Linked DNA regions of Mus musculus: all the other regions are linked to region 1. A link is a loop called in an ENCODE intact Hi-C map of the cell type or tissue named here. Cell type or tissue: heart. All regions are shown on one strand.

Region 1 (8,000 bases):
ATGGGAGCCATGAAGGCCAAGGCCCAGGAAGCAGCAAAAACAGGCCAGATAAAGCTACTAATGGGAGGGTAGCAAAGTCAAGCTCCCCCCAACAGGACTCAGCCCAGAATCTGCAAAGAGCTGGAGAGGTCCTGGGAACTGAACTCTCCTCCCTAAGATCACAATCTGTACCTAGGGATAAGCCCAGGATTGGAACCCAGGTACTCTGCCACCAGCACAGGGCTCTTTGCTACCCCTTCCCTTTATAGGGCCTGCCAGAAGAGAGGGAGTCACATCCAGGGTCCAGGACATGGGCAAGAGTGGCTAGTTCCTAAGGTACAAGCTTGGGACCAGGTACAGATACCACTCCTTCACCAAACCAGACCTCTAAGGGACAGAGGGCTCCTATGATGTGTTCAGGGCAGGCACAGGGTTACAGCACCCTGCATGGAAGTGACCGGGGCTGCAGGGATAAGGTGGGCTCTTGATCTGCTCACGTGCTGTGCCGCAGGATGCTTCCTCAGTGGGGCAGATGGTCCCACCTCCAGTGGTGGCAGCTGCTGCCTCAGGAGACAGCAGCACCTCCGGCCACTTCTGGCTACAACGGGAGCAACAGGGGCCAGAGAGTGAGGCCAGGCCCTGCACAGTGTGGAGGTGGTGGTGATGCGGGCAGATGTGGGGCATACTGAGTGAGGCTAGCAGCAGCCTGGGTACAAGTCTGTGGCTTGTCTGTACTAGCTGTTTGCTGTGATATTCTTTCAACAGCTCCTCCAGGGCTGCTGCATTCTCTTTCTTCTCTGTGATCAGGCACACCAGGACTCCAATGGTGTCCTCGTTGGCATCTTCTGTCCTATAGGCAGGATTAATCCCACTGCCTCCTCCACCAGGGCTGGGCCTGACTTCCTTTTGGGCTGTGCAATGGTAGCTCTGCCGCTTGAGCAGGTTGCACACCAGGATGCCCAGAAGCCCCATTAGACAAAAGACAGGAACGATGGCAATCACTACATACTGGGCAGCCGTCTCCTCAGGACCGCTTGCCCGAGTGCCATTCCCAGGCTGCCGAGGTTCGCCCTGCCGCCCTGACTCATCACAGCCACCAGTACTTGGTGGTGCCTTGGGACATGGCTGACAGGGAACATGAGGAACTCCCTGTGGCCCAAACCACCCACGCTGGCAGTCTCCACACATTGTATCACGAGTTGCTGTGCCAGCCTGGGCCTCCAACCTCTTTTGAAGGCTGCAGCGGTAATGAGGCTGACATGGATAGGAGTCCCCTGAGGCTGAAAAGGTGCCTGGGGGGCAAGTTCTGCATAATGTGCCCTGTCCTGGATCCGGGTCAGGCTCTTTGCCAGGTGGACACAGCCAAGGAGTTATTGGTGTTGGAGTGGCCAGGGGCCAGGGCAGCAGCACAAAGAGGCAAGACAGGGGCCAGCACAGCAAGGTCCGCTTCATCATCAGGCCCTGGCGTGACATTGACCTTCTGACAGACTGCACCTAGCGCAGTGCTGGGAGGACGCGCAGCCGGCGGGCTCACATAGACAGCACCAGGATGGGACTGGACCAGGCAGAAGAGCATCCGCCGCGCAGGAGAACTTCCTCGGAGCAGCCGAGCGGGGCTGAGGGCCGCGCGCGCCCTCCTTACCTGGCCTGCAGCCCCAGCTTTGCTCAGCGCCCGACGCGGAGCCGGGGCCCTGCTAGGCGAGCGCTTCGGGGCCGGCCGCGCAGCCTGTGTGCCTTTTGAATCACATAGTGAGTTCTAGAAAACAATTTTGTGTTCACCCCTCCAGCTTTTTCCAGAGACAAACTCTGAAGCCTTGCGCTCTCCCGTCACTCTCCATGGTCAAGCATGGAGACCACAGCAGACGCTGAATTCTAGGACCGTCCAGCCAGAGCAGCAGTGCTCAGGACTGCTTTCTTCCCTGCTGGACCGTGTTCACAGTGAGAGTGGGATCCTACATCTGCAGCATCTTCCTACCTGGGCTGTGGCCAGCCCCGTGCCTCTTTTCACGGATCTTTTTATTTTTTCTCCTCTTCCTTCTCCTCCTCCTTTTTTTTTTTTTTTAAACAAATCTCACATCATAGCTTAAACTAGTGATTCTCAACTTCCTAATGACCCTTACATTCAGTTCCTTAGGTTGTACTGACCCCCAACCATAAAATTATTTTATTGCTACTCCATAACTGTAACTTTGCTGTTAAGAATCATAATGTAAATACCTTAGGTGACCCCTTTGAAAGAGTCATCTGATCTCTCCTCCTCCCAAAGGGGTTTCAATACACAAATTGCGAACCTTTGGCTTAAACTTACAGGAGAGTGCAGGGCTTCAGATATGCCTACGGAAAGAAATGGAGGGGCTCGTGGTGGGTGATCTCAGATACTGGCTAATTCCAGTGCTTGTCAGGACCAGGGCCAGGATTGAAGAGAGGCACGAGATAAAACAGCACCACAGAGCGCAAGTGACCAGGGAACCCTACATTTATTTCCTGGCACTTCATCAGGCCCAGATGTCTGAAAACAATGTCCTGATGATTTTTTTTTAAAGATTTATTTATTGGTTATATGTAAGTACACTGTAGCTGTCTGTCTTCAGACACCCCAGAAGAGGGAGGCAGATCTCATTACGGATGGTTGTGAGCCACCATGTGATTGCTGGGATTTGAACTCGGGACCTTTGGAAGAGCAGCCGGGTGCTCTTACCCACTGAGCCATCTCACCAGCCCCTGATGATTTTTAAAGAAAAAAGATTTATTTATTAATATGTAAGTACACTGTAGCTGTCTTCAGATGCACTAGAAGAGGGCATCAGATCTCATGGATGGTTGCGAGCCACCATGTGGTTGCTGGGATTTGAACTCAGGACCTTTGAAAGAGCAGTCAGTGCTCTTAATTGCTGAGCCATCTCTCCAGCCCCCCAGTCCTGATGATTTTGAGGGCTGCACTGTTAGTGCTTAGCATGGAACTTAGGTTTTCCACGGACACCAAATTGTTCGGAATCATAAAAACTTCTTTGAGGGTCAGCACAATGGCTCTTCAGTGAAGGTGTCATCACTGAGTTTGATCCCTGGACTCACAGTGAAAGACGAGAACTGACTCTGCAGGTTGTCCTCTAACGTCCACAGGTGCACCCACGTGACAAATACAGATGTAATAATGGAAAGAATTAGGGTTCATCTTAACTGTGACAGTGCTCTGTGATGTGGGCTGTGCTGTTAAAATGAGCGGTTGTGATTCACTCCCCACATCTGTGACTTGGTGTCCCCTCCTCCTGGCACCTTCCCATTGAGAACTGTTAAGTATGTTTTACCAGTCATGGTCACAAGGTGGCAGCACTTCCTCACTGGAGTTTCCTAGTGAGCAAGCCAGACAGGCTGTTAGGATTAGAAAGGGGTGCATTAGGTGACTAGGTCAACTGTGTCATCCTGTCTGTCCTCCCACCCCCCACCCACCCACCCCTCACCCTGGATCTCTGTAGAGTGACAGAATTGTGGACACTAACATCTAGATCGGAATATACTTTAGAGAAGAGCTTACAGAACACACAAGGTTGTTGTTTAAATACAATTCTGATACTTTTTTTTAAGATTTATTTATTATTATATGTAAGTACACTGTAGCTGTCTTCATACACTAGAAGAAGGCATCAGATCTCATTATGGGTGGTTTTGAGCCTCCATGCGGTTGCTGGCATTTGAACTCAGTACCTTCAGAAGAGCAGTCGGTGCTGTTAACTGCTGAGCCATCTCTCCAGCCCCCAATTCTGATACTTCTAGTGGAGACTGAAAGCCCTCTCCCTTCCTCTTCTGTCCCTGCCTCTGTCCTTCTCTCTCTCTCCCCTCCCCAACATGTCTTTCACTTTGCTGCTCTGGTCTTGTTTCCTAGGCTGGCCCCTAACACATCCACCCACTGCTAGGATTTGGTAAGCTATCACTGCTGGGTGGTGGTGGGTCACACTACGTAACAAGAGATCACGGTAGAGATGAATTTTCATTGCACCTGTGTTGATTTGTGGATGAAGTGAGAACAGACTCTGGAGGGAGCATCTAGCCTGTCTGGTGTAGCTATGACTTTAACATACCACAGGATCTCAGTGTGTAGCTCTGGCTGGCTTGGACCTCTCTATGTAGATCACAGAGATCATTGCCTCTGCCTCCTGAGTGCTGCAATTAAAGGTTCCCCTACCTGTCCCTCCAGCATGACTCCTGCTTAAGTCCAGGCTCTGCTCCTAAGTGTCGTTCCCACTCCTCCATCCCATGGCTCCTCTGACATTTCCAGCAGCTTCTCTTGTTTAGAACCCAGAACTCCTCGCTCAAGGTATCATTCGATGACTTCTGTACCCCAAACCTTCAGAGGTTCTTTGGCAATCACGGGTTTCCTTTAAGTGTGTCTGCCTAGTTTGTTTTCTTTCTTTCTTTCTTTCTTTCTTTCTTTCTTTCTTTCTTTCTTTCTTTCTTTCTTTCTTTCTTTCTTTCTTTCTTTCTTCTTGAGACAGGGTTTCTCTGTGTAGCCCTGGTTGTCCTGGAACTCACTCTGTAGACCAGGCTGGCCTCGAACTCAGAAATTCACCTGCCTCTGCCTCCCAAGTGCTGGGATTAAAGGCGTGCGCCACCACGCCCAGCTTTTTTTTTTTTTTTTTTTTCTGCCTAGTTTTCATGGTCCTTCAACATAGCCACTTTAGCAAGTTTACCTAACTTCTGGTTTCTCAACCACATCTTTCTGTAATGGTGATCCCTGTTTCCTCCCCTTTCCTAAACTGGGTTCACTACTCTTTCTCGACAGTGGTAATGTCTGCTCTAGAGTTAGACAAGCTGGTTTCTAATTCCAAGGGTACCACTGACCTTGGCAAATCACCTTCCTTTCTGAGGGACCAGCAACCCCTGCTGAGGCAACCTCATGTGTTGTTAAAATGAATAAATGGAAAAAAATTTAGACTACTTTCTTGAGAACTGCTAAATGAGCATCTACAACAGCGATCAATGCCTGGCTCCTTTTGCTTTTGTGTCTCCTGTTTCCGTAGTAGTCCTACTGTTCAGATGCCCAAACCTGCCTCTCTCAGGAAATACGTCCCAGACATTCCTCACCCAATGGCCCTGATCTTTTGCTCATTATTTCACCCATGTATCAGCTAGCAGCTAGTGCATCAGTTTATAGTGGCTATATGTTAATGGGGCGATGGGACTAATTTTCTTTTTTAGTCTTTTTTTTTTAAAAGATTTATTTATTTCATGTATGTGGGTACACTGTCACTATCTTCAGATACACCAGAAGAGGGCATCAGATCCCATTACAGATGACTGTGAGCCACCATGTGGTTGCTGGGTATTGAACTCAGGACCTCTGGAAGAGCAGTCAGTGTCTTCACCTCTGAGCCATCTCTCCAGCCCCCTTTTTAGTCTTTTATGAGAGCTTGAGCGTTGTCTTTAATGCTGCGACAGCTCCTTCTGCAATCAAGAGTCAGATCCTGGTAGCTTCGTGAATACCTTAGGGATAGCTTTCCTCAGGGCTCTTCCTCTTTGTACGCTTTGCTGGTCTCTTTTTCATGTCATGAGCTATTCCGTCTCCAGGAGGGATTGATGAAAACATTTAAGTTATTATCACTTAAAATTTTTAGCTGGGCATGATGTTGCAAGTCTAATTCTAGCTCTTGTGAGGTAGAGGCAAGTGGGTCTTTGTGAGTTTGTGGCCAGCCAGGGCTATATTGTCAGTGAGACCTTTTCTTAAAACATTAAAAAGTATTATGTGTCTGTATGTGAATGCAGATGCCTCAGGAGGCCAGAGGCGCCAGATTCCTTGGAGGGGGAATTGTAGGCGACTGTGAGCCACCAGATGTGGATGCTAGGAACTGAACACAGGTCCTCTGCAAGAGCAGCGAGTGCACATACTGCCCAACTAGCTCTCTAGACCTGATGAAATTCGTAAATGAAACTCTGATAAATGCTTTAAGGAAATTAGGCACAGTAAGGACTTAAGCCCTGTGAGAATTGCTTCAGCAGCCGGAGCTTGAGAGATGGGCACACTTTCCTATTTTGTAATCTTAAAACCGAGTCCCTACCCTCTTGCTTCAGAAGACATTGAGGACAAAGCATAACTGGCACTCAGATAGCACAGGTTCTTCAAGGGAAGCCCAGGGCCCCCGACCTGACTCTTATAGATTTTGCTTTCAACCCTAGTCAGAAGAAGTATCTTGGTATAGAAGGCTGGGTATTTGCAACAGGAGTTGTAGTTTCCTGCCAGTGGCTATTTCAGCCATCGTGTGCTGTGCATTTCATGAAATGAAGCAAAGATTTCCCTGAGGCTTGGAGCAGAAAGGGTGGGGGGCTTGCTTATGGCCAGCATTTTCTTTATATCACTCAGCTCCTTGTTCATTAAGTGCTCTCCCAACCCGGGGAATTTTGGCCTTTCTTCTGCTATGGGTTCCCACCAAAGTTCAAGTTTAGTTACATCTGCTTAATTGGTTATGTTTTGAGAAGAGAGGCCCAATGTTGCTTTTCAGAATTCCAGTTTTCACTGTTGGTTTTCAGTTCTGGTTGTTTGTTAGAATCTGAGACATTGACCACCTTCCAGGGCCTGCCCCAGGCCCCAAGGGAGGCTCATTTGATTATTCTGTGTTTCCAGGCACTGATAGTTTAAGAGTGCTCCCAAGATGGCTCGGTGGGTGAGGACATTTGCCAGCAAGCCTCAAGGTCTGTGTTGGCTCCCCAGGTGGGAGGAAGGAGTCTCCTCTTCTAAGCTGTTTTCCAACCTCCAAATGCTTGCGTGGTTTGCTCGCTCCTTCCAGGAAATAAAATGTAGTAAGTGAAATAAAATAATGTTTCCAAGTAATATAGTCATTTTATAGTGAGGAAGCATAGCTAGGTGCTCCATGCCCAGCACCCTGGGCACCTCACTTGCTGACCTCGGGAGACACGGTGTCACTCCTCTGCTACCTGGCTAAAGTGCACACCTTGAACTTAACCCTGAAGAAATATTAGGTGAGCCAGAATTGAGGGTTATCACAAGCCCCATCCCCACTCCCATCACACCAAAAAACAGATGGCTAATATTCTTCAGAAAATGTTAAGGTCACCCAGGTATGGGAGTAGTACTGAGGAGCCAGAGGTATAAGGCTCACAAATTCCAGGCCAGCATGAACCTTGCCTCCAGCAAAAGTGAAACCACTAGGCTCAGGTCTATGATCCCAGAACTTGGGAGGTGGTGATGGGAGGGTCAGGAACTAAAGGTCCACCCGGATTGTGTAGCACACTGGAGAGGCACCTAGGCTGAAAATAACCACCACCACCCTCCTGCGGCAACAGTGAAAACCTAACCTAACAAAAACCAACCGACTGAATAAACCCCAGGCCTCATCAGCTCCTCAAGTTCATCTGGGCCACTTCCAAGAACAGTTAGCTCCATAGCAAGCTCAGGCCAGGCTGAACTACAAAAACGAGACTTGCCTCAAAAACAAAGCAAACGGGCTGGAGAGATGGCTCAGAGGTTAAGAGCACCGACTGCTCTTAACCTGAGTTCAAATCCCAGCAACCACATGGTGGCTCACAACCATCTGTAATGAGATGACACCCTCTTCTGGGGTGTCTGAAGACAGTGTACTTATAATAAATAAATAAATCTTAAAAAAAAACCAAACCAAACAAAAGAACTAAATCAAAATGTTATGGTCATGAAGACAAAAACTTGGAACAACTCTACCAATTTAGAGAAGACTAAGGGAATTGAAGATAAGCTCAGAGGTAGAACACTTTGCTAGAGTGTGCTAGACCTTGGGTTCAATCACCAGGACTTCAAATCAAAAATCAAAGTAAAACAGAAATACCCACTACTAAAAATAACCTTTAAAGGCACGAAACAGGTAAATATGATATAGAACCTTAGGTTGGAGCTTGGTTCAGTAAAAGGTGGTGGCCCATGTCTTTGATCCCAGGACTCAGGAGGCAGAGGCAGGCAGATCTCTGTGAGTTCCAGGTCAGCCTGATGTAATAGGGAGTTCCTATCAAAGGCTACACAGAGACACACTGTCTCAAAA
Region 2 (8,000 bases), 170 kb after region 1:
ATACCTTCCAAAATACAATGAAAATGAAGGCACAACATAACCCAAACTTATGGGACAGCATTAAAGCAGTGCTAAGAGGAAAGTTCATAGCACTAAGAGTGCCCTCATAAAGAAATTAGGCAGTCCTTGTACTAACAATTTAAAAGTGCACCTGATGCTGGGTGTGGTGGCGCACACCTTTAATCCCAGCACTTGGGAGGCAGAGGCAGGCAGATTTCTGAGTTCGAGGCCAGCCTGGTCTACAGAGTGAGTTCCAGGACAGCCAGGGCTACACAGAGAAACCCTGTCTCAAGAAAGAAAGAAAGAAAGAAAGAAAGAAAGAAAGAAAGAAAGAAAGAAAGAAAGAAAGAAAGAAAGAAAGAAAGAAAGAAAAAAGAAAGAAAGAAAGAAATGCACCTGAAAGGTCTAGAGAAAAAAGAAGCAAATGCGCTCAAGAAGAATAGATGGCAGGAAATAATCAAACTCAGGTCTGAAATCAGTCAATTAGAAACAAAGAGAAAAATACAAAGAATCAACAAAAGGAAGAGCTGGTTCTTTGAGAAAATCAACAAGATAGACAAACCCTTGGCCAAACTAATTAAAAGGCAGAGATACAGTATTCAAATCAACAAAATAAGATATGAAAAGGGAGATATAATGGACACTGAGGATTTTCAAAGAATCATTAAATCTTACTTCAAAAGCCTGTGGTCCACAAACTTTGAAAATTTAAATGAAATGGATGATTTTTCTAGACAGATACCATTTACAAAAGTTAAATCAAGATCAAGTAAACTATCTAAATAGTCCTATAACCCCTAAGGAAATAGAAGCAGTCATTAAAAGACTCCCAACTGAAAAAAAGCCACTGGCTAGATGGTTTTAGCACAGAACTCGACCATGATTTCAAAGGAGAGCTGATCCCAATACTCCTAAAACTATTCCACAAAACAGAAGCAGAAGGAACATTACCAAACTCATTCTATGAGGCCACAGCCACCTAAACCCCACAAAAACCTAACTAAGAAAGAGCGTTTCAAACCAGTTTCCCTTATGAAATGCAAAAATACTCAATAAAATACTCGTAAACCGAATGCAAGAACACACCAAAGACATCGTTCACTATGATAAAGCCAGATTCACCTCAGGGATGCAGGAGTGGTTTGATATCTGTAAATATATCAACTTAATCTACCATATAAGCAAACTGAAAGAAAGGAGAAAAAAAAAAAAAACATGATCATCTCATTGGACGCTGAAAAGCCTTTGACAAAATCCAGTATCCCTTCATGGTAAAAGTCTGGGAGAGATCAGGGATGTGGGGTGCATACATAAACACAATAAAAGCAATATACAGCAAGCCAATAATAACCAACCTCAAATTAAATGGAGAGAAACTCAAAGCAATTCCACTAAAACCAGGGACAATACAAGGCTGCCCACTCTCTCCCTGTGTTTTCAATATAGCTGAAGTTCTAGCTTCTCTTCCTATCTCTTCAGGGTAGTCCCAGCCACATCACTAAGACAACTAAAGGAGATCAAGGGGATACAGGTTAGAAAGGAAGAAGTCACAATATCACTATTTGCAGATGATATGATAGTATACATAAGCAACCCCCCCCCCAAAAAAAACCTACCAGAGAACACTCCTACAGCTGGTAATACTTCAGCAAAGTGGCTAAATATAAAATTAACTCAAAGAAATCAATAACCCTTTTTTATCCAAATGATAAATGGGCTGAGAAGATAGGGAGACAACACTTCACAACAGCCACAAATAATATAAAATATCTTGGGAGTAATCTAACCAAGTGGGTGAAAGACCTGTATGACAATAACTTCAAGTCTCTAAAGAAAGAAGTTGAGGAAGATCTCAGAGGATGGAAAGCCCTCCCATGCTCATGGATAGGTAGGATTAACAGTGCAAATGGCCATCTTGCCAAAAGCAATCTATAGATTCAATGCAATTCCCACCAAAACTCCAACACAAGCCTTTACAAACCTTGAAAGACAAATTCTCAACTTCATATGGAAAAGCAAAAAACCCAGGATAGCTAAAACAATCATGAACAATAAAACAACTGGAGGAATCACCATCCCTGACCTAAAGCTGTACTACAGAGTAATAGTAATAAAACCTGTATGCTATTGGTATAGAGACAGGTTGATAAATGGAACCAAACTGATAACCTTAAAATGAATCCACACACCTACTGACACTTGTTTTGACAAAGAAGTCAAAATCATACAATGGAAAGAAAGCATCTTCAACAAATGGTGCTTGTCTAACTGGATATCTGCACGTAGAAGAATGCAGATAGATCAACATTGATCACCTGTTGTGGATTTGGTTTTACGCTTGCACTGTGGGTTCCCAAAATGGCACCCACAGGTGAGACACTGAGGGTCTCTGCCCCCGGCTGGTTCTGATTGGTAAATAAAGTTGCCAGCAGCCAATGGGTGGGCAAGGAGATAGAGGCGAGACTTTAGGATTCGCAGGCAAGGGGACAAGGAAGAAGGAGAACTGCTCTGCCGGGGAAGATTAAGATCCAAGCTTGAGAGCTGCCAAAGGGAAAACATACACTCATTCATGTAAGGGCCAGGAAGAACAGGTCTAGAATAGCAAAGATGGATATAGATTTTAGTAAGTAATAACTCAGGTGTATCAGAGGGGAGGCATTAGCAACATGGAAGTTTGGAAGTGGTCCAGCCATTGAACTATTTAAGGCATATTAAATATAAGGCTGTGTGTGTGTGTGTGTGTGTGTGTGTGTGTGTGTGTGTGTGTGTGTGTGTGTGTGTTTCATTCAAGAATCCAGAGTATTGGGGCAAATAGCAAGGAACTCGCACTGCTGCCGCTGGGGAGAGTAGAGCAGATTAATCTACTACAGCAACAATCACCCTGCACAAAACTCAAGTATAAGTGGACCACAGACTTCAACCTGAAACCGGAAACACCAAATCTGATAGAAAAGAAAGTGGGGAATGCCTTGAACGCACTGGTACAGAAGACAACGTCCTGAACAGAACACCAAAGGCTCAGGCATTAAGATCAACAATTAGTAAATCAGACCTCATGAAATTGTAAAACTTCTGTAAGGCAAAGGACAGTTCCACCACGAGGACATTACAGTTCCATATATTGACGCACCAAACTTGGGAGCACTGACTTTCACAAAAGAAATGCTCTCTGATCTAAAGCCACAGATTGACCCAACACAATGACACCCCACTCTCACCAACAGACAAGGGTAGACATTATGCCCCATGCTCCAGAAATAAGGCTCAGACTCAAAATATATTTACAGACACCTTGGCCATACAGCTAGGCTCTTCCTTTCTTTCTTTCTTTCTTTCTTTCTTTCTTTCTTTCTTTCTTTCTTTCTTTCTCTCTCTCTCTCTCTCTCTCTCTCTCTCTCTCTCTCTCTCTCTCTCTCTCTCTCTCCCTCCCTCCCTCCCTCCCTCCCTCCCTTTCTTTCTTTCTTTCTTTCTTCCTTCCTTCCTTCCTTCCTTTCTTTCTTTCTTTCTTTCTTTCCTTCTTTTTTTTAACTAGATCATAACTTACTATAACCCATTTACTCTAATCTACATTCTACCATGAGGCTGCTTACCCATGCTCAGGTACCATGTGTCTGTCCCCTCTCATCTTTCTGGGAGAATCTCCATTACCTGGCTTTATCCAGAGTTCTTTCTGCCTCCTGGATTTCCCACCTTCTCCTCCACCTGGGTGTGTAGGTGTGTCCTAAAAAGGCTATTGTGGGTTTCAGAGAGACTTCCCAGCATCCTGTGCTGGCTGAGTGTGGCTCAAGTCTGATGGTTCGGGGTGTATCTCTAGTCACTTTCTCACTCTTTCCCCTGTGGCCACCTTATCATCTTCATGAGTTATGACCCTAACAGAAGGAATTCCTCGAAGACATGAGAAGGAGCCAGTAAGTCAAAGCGAGCTCCTGGGAGGGAGATCCAGATCTGCTGAGACAAGGATGGAAACCAGTCTGCAAAAGTAACGTAAAGCTCTGGGGAAAAGAAGTCTGAGTATTAATTGTATGTTCCAATGTCGCCCCCTCGTGTTTATTCGGAGAACTACAGCTCATGTTTGGGCGGTAGCAGGGATATTGTGACTGGGCTCCAACTGCTGTGGGCTAGCCTGACCTGAGCACAGTGGGCTCTGACCTCCAGGCTGCAGGACCATCATTCTCTGCTCCCAGATGTCCCGACTCCATCCAGTACAGGGTAAGTTCAGGTACGCTTGGAGATTTGTCCTGGGAACTCGAAGTTGAATTGGGAGGGCTATGCATCCAGAGGATGTTAACAGTGGGAGGACAGTACTGAGAAAGGTGTCTTAAAATGTAAAGTAGAACACATCAGCATGGGGTGTGGCCTGCACTGACTCTATCCATCTCTTGGCTCTAAATCCTTGGATCTCTTTCACGTGTGCGCGCGCACATACAGAGAGAGAGAGAGAGAAAACAAAAGATGTTTTGAAAGAAAAGAAGGAACCCACAAAATTAGTTGGGTGTGGTGACACATACCTATAATCCCAATACCTGGGAAGTGGGGGCCAGAGAATCACCACAAATACGGGTCCGACAGAGTCTATATGTTGAGTTCTAAGGAGACATAATGAGACCTTGTCTCAAAAGCCAAAGGTGGAGGCAAGAAGTCTGGGGATGTGCCTCAGCTGGTAGAGGGCTAGCCTAGTGTATGAAACCCTGAGCTCAGCCTCCAACATGCCATCAGGCTGGGTGTTAAAGTGGAACCTCGTGGTTTCTTTGGAAAGTCCATTATGTCAAAGAATGTTTCACTGAAGCAGACACAGGTGAAAGGCTGTTTTGCTACGGCAGAGTCAAGAAGGAACATTTCGCTGAGCAAGCACATGAAAAGACTCATGATGAAGGATTCTTTGCTAACAACACGCATGTATTGGTCTGCCTTACATGTGTTGTTGCGCTCCTGGTAATGTTAGGCAGCTTCTTGCCACTTCTGTAGACTCGGGCCGATTGGCAGAGTGATGTCGGCTGATTCAGACTCACTTGGAGTTTGGCTACGTCAGACTCACGTGCTGAGGCAAGACACGTGGTGAGGCAAGACCTGTAAAGGACACGTGATGTTTGGAAGGTGTACAAATAGGACTCAGTGGACAGTGAGAGGGGCTCACTCCCATAGCTGACTTTGCAATGCTTTTTGATCTCTGCTTTGCTGAGAGAGGCACTGCCGAGAACTTCTCCTGAAATCCCTGATGGTCCTGGTTCCTCCTGCTACCTCCTGCCGAGGCCTGGCAATTTCTGCCAGGTCATGCCACCACTGCTAATTTGAATTTGCCATCCCGAATCTACGGCACTAGAATGCTGCTATGTTCGTGAAGTGTTTGCTAGTGGATAGAGCCGCCGCTGCTGACCTGTGAACGGAATTGCAGAAGGGAATTCCTAAGAATCATTTCTACACAAGGGCACTTCCCCTGTATCATAAAAAGGTTAAACCATTTAAGAACCGTCATTAACAGTAGGCATTGGAAAATTAAAGCTGCCTTTCGTCTGGCGGCAGCCATCTGGTGAGGCAAGATGGGTGCATACAAATACATCCAAAAGCTATGGAGGCAGAAGCCGTGATGCCCTGATGCAGGTCGAGGGTCCGCTGCTGGCAACACCGCCAGCCCTCTGCACTGCACAGGGCTCCCCACCCCACCGGGCCCGAGAAAGCTCGAAGACTGGGGTACAAGGCTAAGCAAGGCTGTCATTTACAGGATTCGTGTCCGCCATGGTGGTCGCAAACGTCGGGTTCCTAAGGATGCAACTTACGGCAAGCCTGTCCACCATGGTGTTAACCGGCTGAAACTTGCCGGAAGCCTTCAGTCTGTTGCTGAGGAGAGAGCTGGGCGCCATTGTGAGGCTTTGGGAGTCCTGAATTCCTACTGGGTTGGTGAAGATTCCACATATACATTTTTTGAGGTTATCCTCATTGATCCATTCCATAAAGCTATCAGAAGAAATCCAGACACCCAGTGGATCACCAAACCAGTCCACAAGCAGAGAGATCTGCCGGCCGAAAGAGCCAGGGCCACAAGTTCCACCACGCCGTGGTGGTTCCCGCCGTGCGGCCTGGAGAAGGCGCAATACTCTTCCAGCTCCACCGTTACCGCTAATACATGTGATATTTGTAAAATTCATATCCAATAAACAATTTGGGACAGCCGTTTCTGCTTATAGGTGTTATTTGTTAAAAGTAGTCTACAGATTGTCATGAGTGTTCTGTGAAAATGTAGAAGTTAAAGTGCAATAATTGAAAATTACAGGTGATGGCACATCTTGTTTCTGGTGTACTTTCTTTGTATTATCTGCTTAAGGGACTAAATATATAGTGTTTGTGCTATGTGGTGTCCTGTGTGTAAGACCCTGTAAAGGGTAAAAGGGAGTCCTGAAACGAGTCCTGCATGTGTTGGTGCACGAGACAGAATCTACAGCTTTATGATGGCATCTTCTGGTTCGATGACGTGATGGCTTGCTTGGGAATTTGATGAGTACAAACTTTAGAGCTGGATTTTGCTTAGAAATACGTAGGAAGAGCACGTTTCAACCCTGTTTTGTGCGTAGACAAGTGAGATCAACTATAACCCACATTGTGAAAATTGAATCCAGGGTTATATTTTCAGAAGACCAGATAAACTTGTTGGAAGAGGTTTCACTTTCTGTTGGATCTACAGTATGGATTTGGGGATGGTGAAGGTTGAACACTGGATGTAGTGGGGCCTATTTAGGGCAGATTATTTCCACTAGAAGTTGTAAGCTAGTAACTGTGGTTACAAGTTAATATCAACCTAGCAAATATAATAAGTTGTGATCAAGATTGCAAACATTAAGCTTTTCCAGCAGCTGGTGTGTGCAGAGGCAGGCGGATCTCGAGTTCCAGGACTGCCTACAGTATAGAGAAATTGTCTCTATCCCAGTCCACAATAAAGAAAAACCAAAAGTGGAATTTTCTCAATTCCAGTCAATTCATCACGGGTAAGAATAGTTCATTTTGGTAGTGTGATTTCATTGTTTACAATCTACCCATAGGTAGGTGGCCGGTAACTGCCTGGATGTTCTTCACATTTGACAAAGGCTGCACCACATTTTATTTCTATCTGCCAAGCCTTGGAGTAGTTTCTCACAGTGATTCTGAGTGTGGAAGAAATAGTATTGTCCCTGAACAGCTGGCTTGGTATCAAAATCTAATTGAGGCTTTTATTAAATTGATTTCCCTTTGGAGATTTTAAAAGGATGATCTGATTTCCAGAAAATAGTAGACTCAAAGTCTTGAGACCTAAAATTCTTTTCTATTCGGCAAAACAAGTCACTGTATAGAGATTGTTCAAATCAACTAAAGTAATAAATGTCTGCTAAACAAAAAAAAAAGAGAGAGAGAGAAGAGAGAAATTAAAGCTACAGGGTGTGGTGATGTGTGCCTGTAACCCCAACACTTGGGAAATGAAGACAGGAGAGTCAGGAGCTCAGTATCACTCATAGCCACTGGCCTAGGCGACACGAGACCCTTCTTCAAACAAAACCAAACCAAAGCCACAAAGCACTGGGGTGTAGTTCAACTAGGTGAGCAAGGCTAGACCTAGGTACAGTTCCACAGCCAGTGCTTGCATGGCATGTGTGAGACCCATGGTCCCAGCACTAATACCAACATATGCACACACACACACACACACACAACCACACACACACACACACACACACACACACACACACACACACTTCAATCACACTTCCGTCCCTAGCACTGAAAGGAGAGAAAATAATTCTCTTGCTACTCTGAAGCATAAAGTAGGTACACTGGGCGTGGCTGCTTCTGGAAACTCTAGGAAAGAATCCACGCTCTCCTCTCCTGAGCTTCTGGAAGCTTCCTGCTTTCCTGTGTCACTCCAAACTTTTGAGTCCGGCATCCTGACTCCTGTTGACTCCACTGGCCATCCTTCTGATGAGACCCACCTGATTCATTACCCGGTCACCTATGATAACACCCCATCTCAAGGTCCT
Region 3 (8,000 bases), 120 kb after region 1:
GGGGCTGTCCTACAGATAGGCAGTGAGGACACTTCCCATTGAGCTTCCCTGAGAATCCTCACAGCCTGTCAGATACCTCACACAAGAGACTTGCAGTTGCCTAGCATTCAGGTTGGGCCGGGCCACAAGGTGGGCCATTCTTGTTGGGAGTTTGGTGTTGACTCACATGAATAAGAGATCCCCCAAAAGAGAAGCCTGAGTGCAAGAAATTATCTAAAAGAGTAACGAGTGCCTAATAAGATCTCCAGGGTGGGGAGGCTGAAGATGTGGCTCTGGACAGATAAACTCGTGCTACCCAGCGCCTGTGTGACCCTGACTCAGTGACTGTATTTCCTGCCTCAGTTTCCCCATAATAGGACATATGGTAAATGATCATTGCCATGCCTGCAAATGAACCTTAAAAGGAGCAATGATCTGACCTTCCATAGACCAGAGTCTGTTACTATTTGCTGCAGGAAATAATCCCTGGGCCTGACACCCTGGAGAGCAAGGAGCTGCCATTTGTACACGGTTTCCTCCTATCATTTTAGGGCTCTCAATTTTCCTGGAAAGTCTCACAGGAGCATCACAACAGTTGGCTGGTTGTCTTTCATACCTCTCCATGTACGCAGTGCACACTGGGTCTCAGGAGGAGATACCCAGGTGACCTACCTCAGACATGGCTCTAGTCTAGGCTGTCAACAGCCTACAATCAACCATTGTCCCTGTCAGCTCTAACAAGAGGGCAAATTTCAACCCAGGCTAACAACTTCCCAGGGTTCCTGGAGTCCAGGCTGGGTCTGGAGCAAAGTTTCCTGGTGCTCACCTCTCCGTGAGATTCTCATGGTTTCCTCAGGGAGGCCCTGCTTGAGCCCTGAAGGGCATGCTCAGGATACATATCCTGTCTTAGTCAGGGTTTCTATTCCTGTGCAAACATCATGACCAAGAAGCAAGTTGGGGAGGAAAGGGTTTATTCGGCTTACACTTCCATACTGCTGTTCATCACAAAGGAAGTCAGGACTGGAACTCAAGCAGGTCAGGAAGCAGGAGCTGATGCAGAGGCCATGGAGGGATGTTCCTTACTGGTTTGCTTCCCCTGGCTTGCTCAGCCTGCTTTCTTATAGAACCAAGATTACCAGCCCAGAGATGGTCCCACCCACAAGGGGCCTTTCCCCCTTGATCACTAATTGAGAAAATGCCTTACAGTTGGATCTCGTGGAGCCATTTCCTCAACTGAAGCTCCTTTTTCTTTGATCACTCCAGCTGTGTCAAGTTGACACAAAACTAGTCAGTACACATCCTAAGTTACTGTGCAGAGTCTGACATCCTCAGACTGAGTTACCTAACAATCTCTTTTCTGAAAGAGTGGGTCCAAGCAAGGCATCCCTGTTTATTGCTGGTTTTCTCCCCTCTGTGTGCCGTGAACTAAATGCTCCTTCCACAAGGTAAGGGACATAGTAGAGTCATCTAGGATTGTCAATGCTGTGTGGGAGGCAGGATTAGCTCTACCCATGACCCAGAGGTTACAGAGAATTACTTACTGTGTACATGAAATTGTCCAGTCAGGACCCTACGACGATAGTTTTGATCTGTCATTTCTATTGTGTAGACTCCCGTATCCTTCATGGTGACCCTTTGGATGAGCAGGGATCCATTGCTGTATAGTGTCTCTCTGCCACTGTGTACAGGCCCTTTTATAGTCTTATTAGTGCCTGTTACAAATCGTACAATTTCAGCATTTGTAGACGTAGTAGATCCCTTGTGCCAGCTAAAGGCCGAGACTCCCTTCATCATATTGTAAACAACTAGAATAACATTGTTGCCTTCAGCAGCGTGGAGTGGAAAAGCCATAACAGTCACTTGTGCAGTGGTGGGAGGGCTCCAGGAGGCTAAAAGTGAGGCTAAGAGGGAAGAGAGAAAGACCTATCAATCTTAGGACCTTTGCAAAACCTCTCAGCCTTGCTGTGCCTGTGTCCTATTGGGTGGTGGCCAGCAGATCACCTCCATTCCTCATCTTTCCACTGTAGGAAACGCTCTTCTCCGGCATTCACACAGCTCACTGCTCACTGCCCTCAGATCCCAGCTCACACTCAGAGTCTTTGCTGAGTGTAGGCCTATCTTCTCTGACCTCCTCCTCTAAAGACCCTGCGCCTTCATTTTCTGGCCTTTCTCTTCTTTGTTTTTTTCTGAAGTGCTTGCCAACCTGACCCCACCTAGATGCCCTCGCAGGTCTGCCGTTCTGCACATAGAACTAGGGCTTTGTGAGGAGGGCTAGGTAGATTTTGGCTTAACCCTTGCTGCTTGGAACATGCTCATATACCTCTTTGCAAATCAGTGTCCCAGAGCCTAGTGTATTTGCAAATTTCTTAGTGTAGTATGCAATAATTCTATTTACTTGCCCCAGTTTGGTTTTTATGTGGAGAGTCACCCTGACAGAGTTGTGGACTTCAGTCTTCAGGATATCCTAGCCAGTGCGATAAACTTAACAATAGGGAAGAACTGAGTTTCTCCTCACCACTAGCCAATTCACACTCACTGAGAGCTTCCTGTTGCCGTCAAGCTTCAAGCAGAAGCCAGATGTCCCTTCTCAGGTTCCTTTCCTCTCCCAGAAGACCCCAGCCAGTCTCTGAGCTCCCCTGCTCTCTACTGGGAAGGAATATCTCCTTACCTGTGAGCAGTAGTCCAAACCAGGGAACCTGCCCTTTGTGGAGATGTGCTGAGGCCAGCTCCATGTCTCTTCTGCCTGCTAGCTTCTTCTCCAACACTACTGCTAAGCCTGGCTGCCCTGATATCTGCCCTGCTTTTCATAGCAGAATTGATTCTCCTCCCAGAGAAGGGCACCTCCCAGATTCACGTGGGGTGGGGGTGGAGCCTGTGACTCTAACAATGCTGTTCTGTCAGTGCGGGCCTCCCATCCTTCTATTCCTCTCTTCCCAGTTCATTGTTCTAGAACATACTCTGAGCAGTGTTCTAGAACATACTCTGAGCAGAAAGGCTGAGATGTGTCCTATACCCTGGCCTTGGGGCTGTCAGCAGCAGAGGGAGTTCCAGCACTTCCTGTAGCCTAGAGTGACATAAACCTCAGGGGAGCCCTGTGTGCCCTGTTCTCAGTGCTCACTCAAAGTGTGGTTTACTCCAGGCAGGAAGTGGCAGAGTTATCTGGAGGGTTAAGGAAAGGCCTAGCTGAGTGATGACTGGGTAGGACCTGATCCATCGTCACTGATGACACCAGTCATGTGTCTGATCCTAGGATACAAGTTGTCTCAGGGGCTTCATATCCTGGGTGTGCAGGAGGAGGTGACCTGTGTGTCCTGGAAAGAGGACTGTGTGCTCCATCTTCCTATAGAGGGCGCCAGGAAGACCTCCCCAGCTTCCGGTGCTGGCCAAATGTGATTCAGGTCTGCCCATGCTCTCCGTAACATTCCCAGGATGGCTTTGTTCTCCTTGGTGAATGCCCTGGGATTTCCCATCTCTCCCATGGATGATGGAGGATGGAAGGGACCACATTGGTTGTCCTTGCAGAATGGAGTTCTCAGAGATACAGGAAAAAGCCAGTAGGACAGAGTATGGTTACGTGAGGGAGCTGGCTCCAGTTGTGTCAACTGGGATGGAAACTGCAATCCAGGTTGCAAGATAGGTTCTTGCGTATTCTTTCGTTGGTCATCCAGATCCCGGGAGCTCTGTGGGGGTCTGGCCTCTTGGCACTGTTGCTCCCTCCACTGGGCTGCAAACCCCCCTCGGCTCCTTCAGTCCCTTCTCCAACTCCTCCATCAGGGACCCCATGCTCAGTCCAATGGTTGATTGTGAGCTTCCACCTTGCCTCTGTACTTGTCAGGCTCTGGTAGAGCTTCTTAGGAGACAGACAGATCCGGCTTCCATCAGCTAGCACTTCCTGGCATCCACTATCGCATATGGGTTTGGTGGCTATATGTTGAATGGATCCCCAGGTGGGGCAGTCTCTGGATGGCCTTTCCTTCAGTCTCTGCTCCACACTTTGTCTCCGTATTTCCTCCTGTGAAGATTTTGTTCACCCTTCTAAGAAGCAGTGAAGCATCCACACTTTGGTCTTCCTTCTTCTTAGGCTTCATATAGTCTGTGAATTGAATCTTGGGTATTCTGAACTTTTGGGCTAATATCCACTTATCAGTGAGTAAATATCTTGTTTGTTTGTTCCTTTGTGACTGAGTTACCTCACTCAGGATGATATTCTCAAGTTCCATCCATTTGCCTATGAATTTCATGAAGTCATTGTTTTTAATGGCTGATTGGTAGTCTGTTGTGTAATATACCACATTTTCTGTATCCATTAGTGACCCATGGCCCTGGCCACACATGTGGCAGAAGATGGCCTTATTGGATATCAGTGGGAGGAGAGGCCCTCAGGCCTGAGGCTGTTCAATATTCCAGTGTAGGGGAATGCCAGGGCAGGAGAATGAGAGTGGGTGGGTGTGGGACCATCCTCTTAGAGGTAGGGGAAGGGAGGTGAGGATAGGGGATTTCTGAAGGGGAGACCTGGAAAGGGGAAAACATTTAAAATGTAAAAAAAGAAAATATACAAGGGGTGGTTATGCCTTTTTTCTGTTTTTTTCTGTTGATTATATGGTCCAATTTCGCCCCCTGGTGTTCAGGAGGAGACCTGCAGCTCACATCTGGGTTGCCCTATGGATGGTAACAAGGCTTTCAAAACTGTGGAGGAGCCCTTCTGGCCCACTGCTGCACCGTGGTCCCTGGCCCGGGGAGTCTGCGGACACCCGCAAGGTCCCACACAGGATCCGCCACGGGATCCTAAGACCTCTGGTAAGTGGAACACAGCGCCTGCTCCAATCCAATCGCGCAGGACCTGAGACTGCATTAATTAAGGAAGCAGATAATCCAGCCTGACCCAGGGCTCAAGTCCCTTCTGGCCCACTGCTGCACCGTGGTCCCTGGCCCGGGGAGTCTGCAGACACCCGCAAGGACCCACACAGGATCTGCCACGGGATCCTAAGACCTCTGGTGAGTGGAACACAACTTCTGCCAGGAGGCAGGTTCAAACACCAAATATCTGGGCACCTTCCCTGCAAGAGAAGAGCTTGCCTGCAGAGAGTACTCTGACCACTGAAACTAAGGATAGAGCTAGTCTCCCAGGTCTGCTGATAAAGGCTAACATAATCACCTGAGGAACAAGCTCTAACCAGAGACAACTATAACAACTAGCTCCAGAGAATACAAGATGGCGAAAGGCAAACATAAGAATCCTACTAACAGAAATCAAGACCACTCACCATCATCAGAATGCAGAAGTCAAAATATCACTTTTTGCAGATGTAGTGGCTATTCCTGGTTGTCAACTTGACAATATTTGAAATGAACTACAATCCGGAATTGGAAGGCTCACCAGTGACCCTTATCTGGAGGCTTGGAGATCCTTATCTGGATCTTGGTTTGAAGATCTTGAGCCATAGTGGCTATGGATTCCAGAAGATTGAATCTCCGAGTTTAAGAAACACACCTTTAATCTGGGCTACGCCTTTCATCTGGGATTAAAGGTGTGGTGGAACACACCTTTAATCTGGGCTACACCTTCTGCTGGAGACAATATAAGGACATTGGAAGAAGGGAGTCTAGCTCTTGCTCCTGCTCCTTCACCTGCTTGCTGCGTGAGATTGAGTAACTGCTAGATCCTTGGACTTCCATTCACAGCTGTGACTGAACGATTGTTGGGAATTGAGCTGCCGACTGTAAGTCATCAATAAATTCCTTTATTATCTAGAGACTATCCATAAGTTCTGTGACTCTAGAGAACCCTGACTAATACAGAACTTGGTACCAGGAGTGGTTCTAGAGTAACAGAAGTACAAGGATGAATCTTTTAAAATACTGGAATTGGCTTGTTGATCCACCAGCACTTTCAACTATTGAAACCTCTCCAGATTCTCTCCCTCCTGGGAGCTCAGAGAATTTTGAAGACCCATGGTTGAAACTATATTCCGAACTTAAAGAAGCTAATGACCTTGATTTTCTTAATGAATTAGGTGATTCAGTGCACAAAGCTTTCTACAAGATGGGGAAAAAATCGGAAAATGATTTTACTGGCTGGCTGCTCTTAGTATCTGTGGAAAGAATGATGAATGAAAGGAAGGAGTTGTGTGATAAAATCGAAAGTCTCCAGACACAAGTAAACGATCTAAAAGTTGCTAAGTGTGTCCTTGAGGAGAATCTTCTCTCTTGTAGCAATAGAGCTCAAGTTGCAGAAAATCAAACAGAAACTCTCATTGTAAGGTTGGCTGAACTACAGCGAAAATTCAAGTCTCAGCCTCAGAGTGTGTCGACAGTTAAAGTAAGGGCTCTAATTGGCAAAGAATGGGATCCTACAACATGGGATGGGGATGTGTGGGAAGACCATGTTGAAGCTGAGAATTTTGAATCCTCAGATTCTCAAGGGTTTGCCCCACCTGAGGAAGTAGTACCCTCAGCCCCACCTCTTGAAATAATGCCTTCCCCACATGAGGAAATTAATTTTGCAGAGTCTGCTCACGGCCCACCAATAGTTTCTTCTAGACCTGTAACCAGACTCAAAGCAAAACAGGCTCCTAGAGGGGAGGTAGAAAGTGTAGTCCATGAGGAAATTCGCTACACTACTAAGGAGCTTAATGAGTTTGCTAATTCATTCAAGCAGAAACCTGGTGAATATGTGTGGGAATGGATTTTAAGGGTGTGGGATAAGGGTGGAAGGAACATAAAACTAGAGCAGGCTGAGTTTATTGACATGGGTCCTCTGAGTAGAGATTCTAGGTTTAATACGGAAGCTCGCATAGTTAAAAAAGGTGTCAAAAGTTTGTTTGAATGGTTGGCTGAGGTGTTTATCAAAAGATGGCCTACTGGAAATGACTTGGAGATGCCTGATATTCCATGGCTTAGTGTTAATGAAGGGATTTTAAGACTTAGGGAAATTGCAATGCTAGAGTGGATATATTGTGTAAAGCATAATTGTCCACAATGGGAAGGTCCAGAAGATATGCCTTTCACCAGCTCTATAAGACGCAAATTGGTGAGAGGGGCACCAGCACATTTGAAGGGTTTTGTTCTTTCCCTTTTCCTTGTGCCAGATCTTAGCATTGGAGATGCTTCTGCTCAATTAGATGAATTAAATTCACTGGGTTTAGTTGGATTCCGAGGTAACAAGGGCCAGGTGGCAGCATTGAATCGCCCGAGACAAGGTGATTCTAGTTATTATAATGGACAGCGTAGACAAAAGAATGTTTATAATAACATACCCAGTAATGGTCAGCACAGGAGAGGTGAAATTTATAATGGCATGACTCGGTTGGACCTTTGGTACTGGCTAACCAATCATGGTGTTTCCAGGAATGAAATACATAGGAAGCCTACTGCATATTTGTTTGATCTGTATAAGCAGAAAAATTCTCAAACAAATGAAAGAAAGGCTACATTAGATCGTGGTAAACAGCAATCTCGGCCAGTGAATCAATTTCCAGACTTGAGACAGTTTGCAGATCCAGAACCCCTTGAATGAAGGGGTGGCCAGGTTCCGCTGAGGAAGGATCTTGATAAGACACTCAAAGGTTTTGCTGTTACCCTTTCTCCAGTTCTTCCCCAGAGGGACCTACGGCCTTTTACAAGGGTAACTGTACACTGGGGAAAAGGAAATAATCAGACTTTTCGGGGTCTGCTGGATACTGGTTCTGAGTTGACACTGATCCCAGGGGATCCCAAGAAACATTGTGGCCCTCCAGTTAAAGTAGGGGCGTATGGAGGGCAGGTGATTAATGGAGTTTTGACTGATGTCCGACTCACAGTAGGTCCAGTAGGTCCCCGGACACATCCTGTGGTGATTTCCCCAGTTCCAGAATGTATAATTGGGATAGATATACTCAGAAATTGGCAGAATTCTCATATTGGTTCCCTGAACTGTAGAGTGAGGGCTATTATGGTTGGAAAGGCCAAATGGAAGCCTTTAGAGTTGCCTCTGCCAAAGAAAATAGTGAATCAAAAACAGTATCGTATTCCTGGAGGCATTG

Evidence for each region. Hi-C counts contacts between places; a loop is a spot of excess contacts. Peaks named below come from ENCODE experiments on the same cell type or tissue, not always from the same donor. Only the 100,000 strongest peaks of a DNase experiment are listed, where the experiment ranks them.
Region 2: a loop joins it to region 1, with 7 times the contacts of the local background. A loop is called at or near these places in 37 of 42 quality-filtered maps.
Region 3: it touches region 1 in a loop (7-fold over the local background); 14 of 42 quality-filtered maps call a loop at or near these places.

What each region holds. Positions count from the first base shown.
Region 1 is chr7:25,421,341-25,429,340 of GRCm38, forward strand. The region is part of intron 4 of 4732471J01Rik (RIKEN cDNA 4732471J01 gene); the gene reads left to right. It also overlaps the pseudogene Gm20949. Among named protein-coding and RNA genes, the nearest start is that of Cxcl17, 12 kb to the left of the region's middle. In heart, CTCF peaks have their summits at 3,281 (motif pointing right) and 5,226 (motif pointing right); a DNase peak (open chromatin) is centred at 3,271; H3K27me3 peaks cover 2,156 bases.
Region 2 is chr7:25,595,787-25,603,786 of GRCm38, forward strand. Gm51473 (a long non-coding RNA gene) reads right to left here and starts at 6,477. Exons shown (of 2, transcript XR_003946731.1): 1 at 5,775-6,477; 2 at 4,876-5,067. It also overlaps the pseudogene Gm4607. In heart, a CTCF peak has its summit at 4,047 (motif pointing left); a DNase peak (open chromatin) is centred at 4,055.
Region 3 is chr7:25,537,054-25,545,053 of GRCm38, forward strand. It overlaps Ceacam2 (carcinoembryonic antigen-related cell adhesion molecule 2), which reads right to left and starts at 2,951. Exons shown (of 9, transcript NM_001113368.1): 1 at 2,648-2,951; 2 at 1,521-1,880. The coding sequence starts at 2,711. All of the region lies in intron 6 of 4732471J01Rik (RIKEN cDNA 4732471J01 gene), which reads left to right. In heart, a CTCF peak has its summit at 4,593 (motif pointing left); no DNase peak of the experiment used is centred here.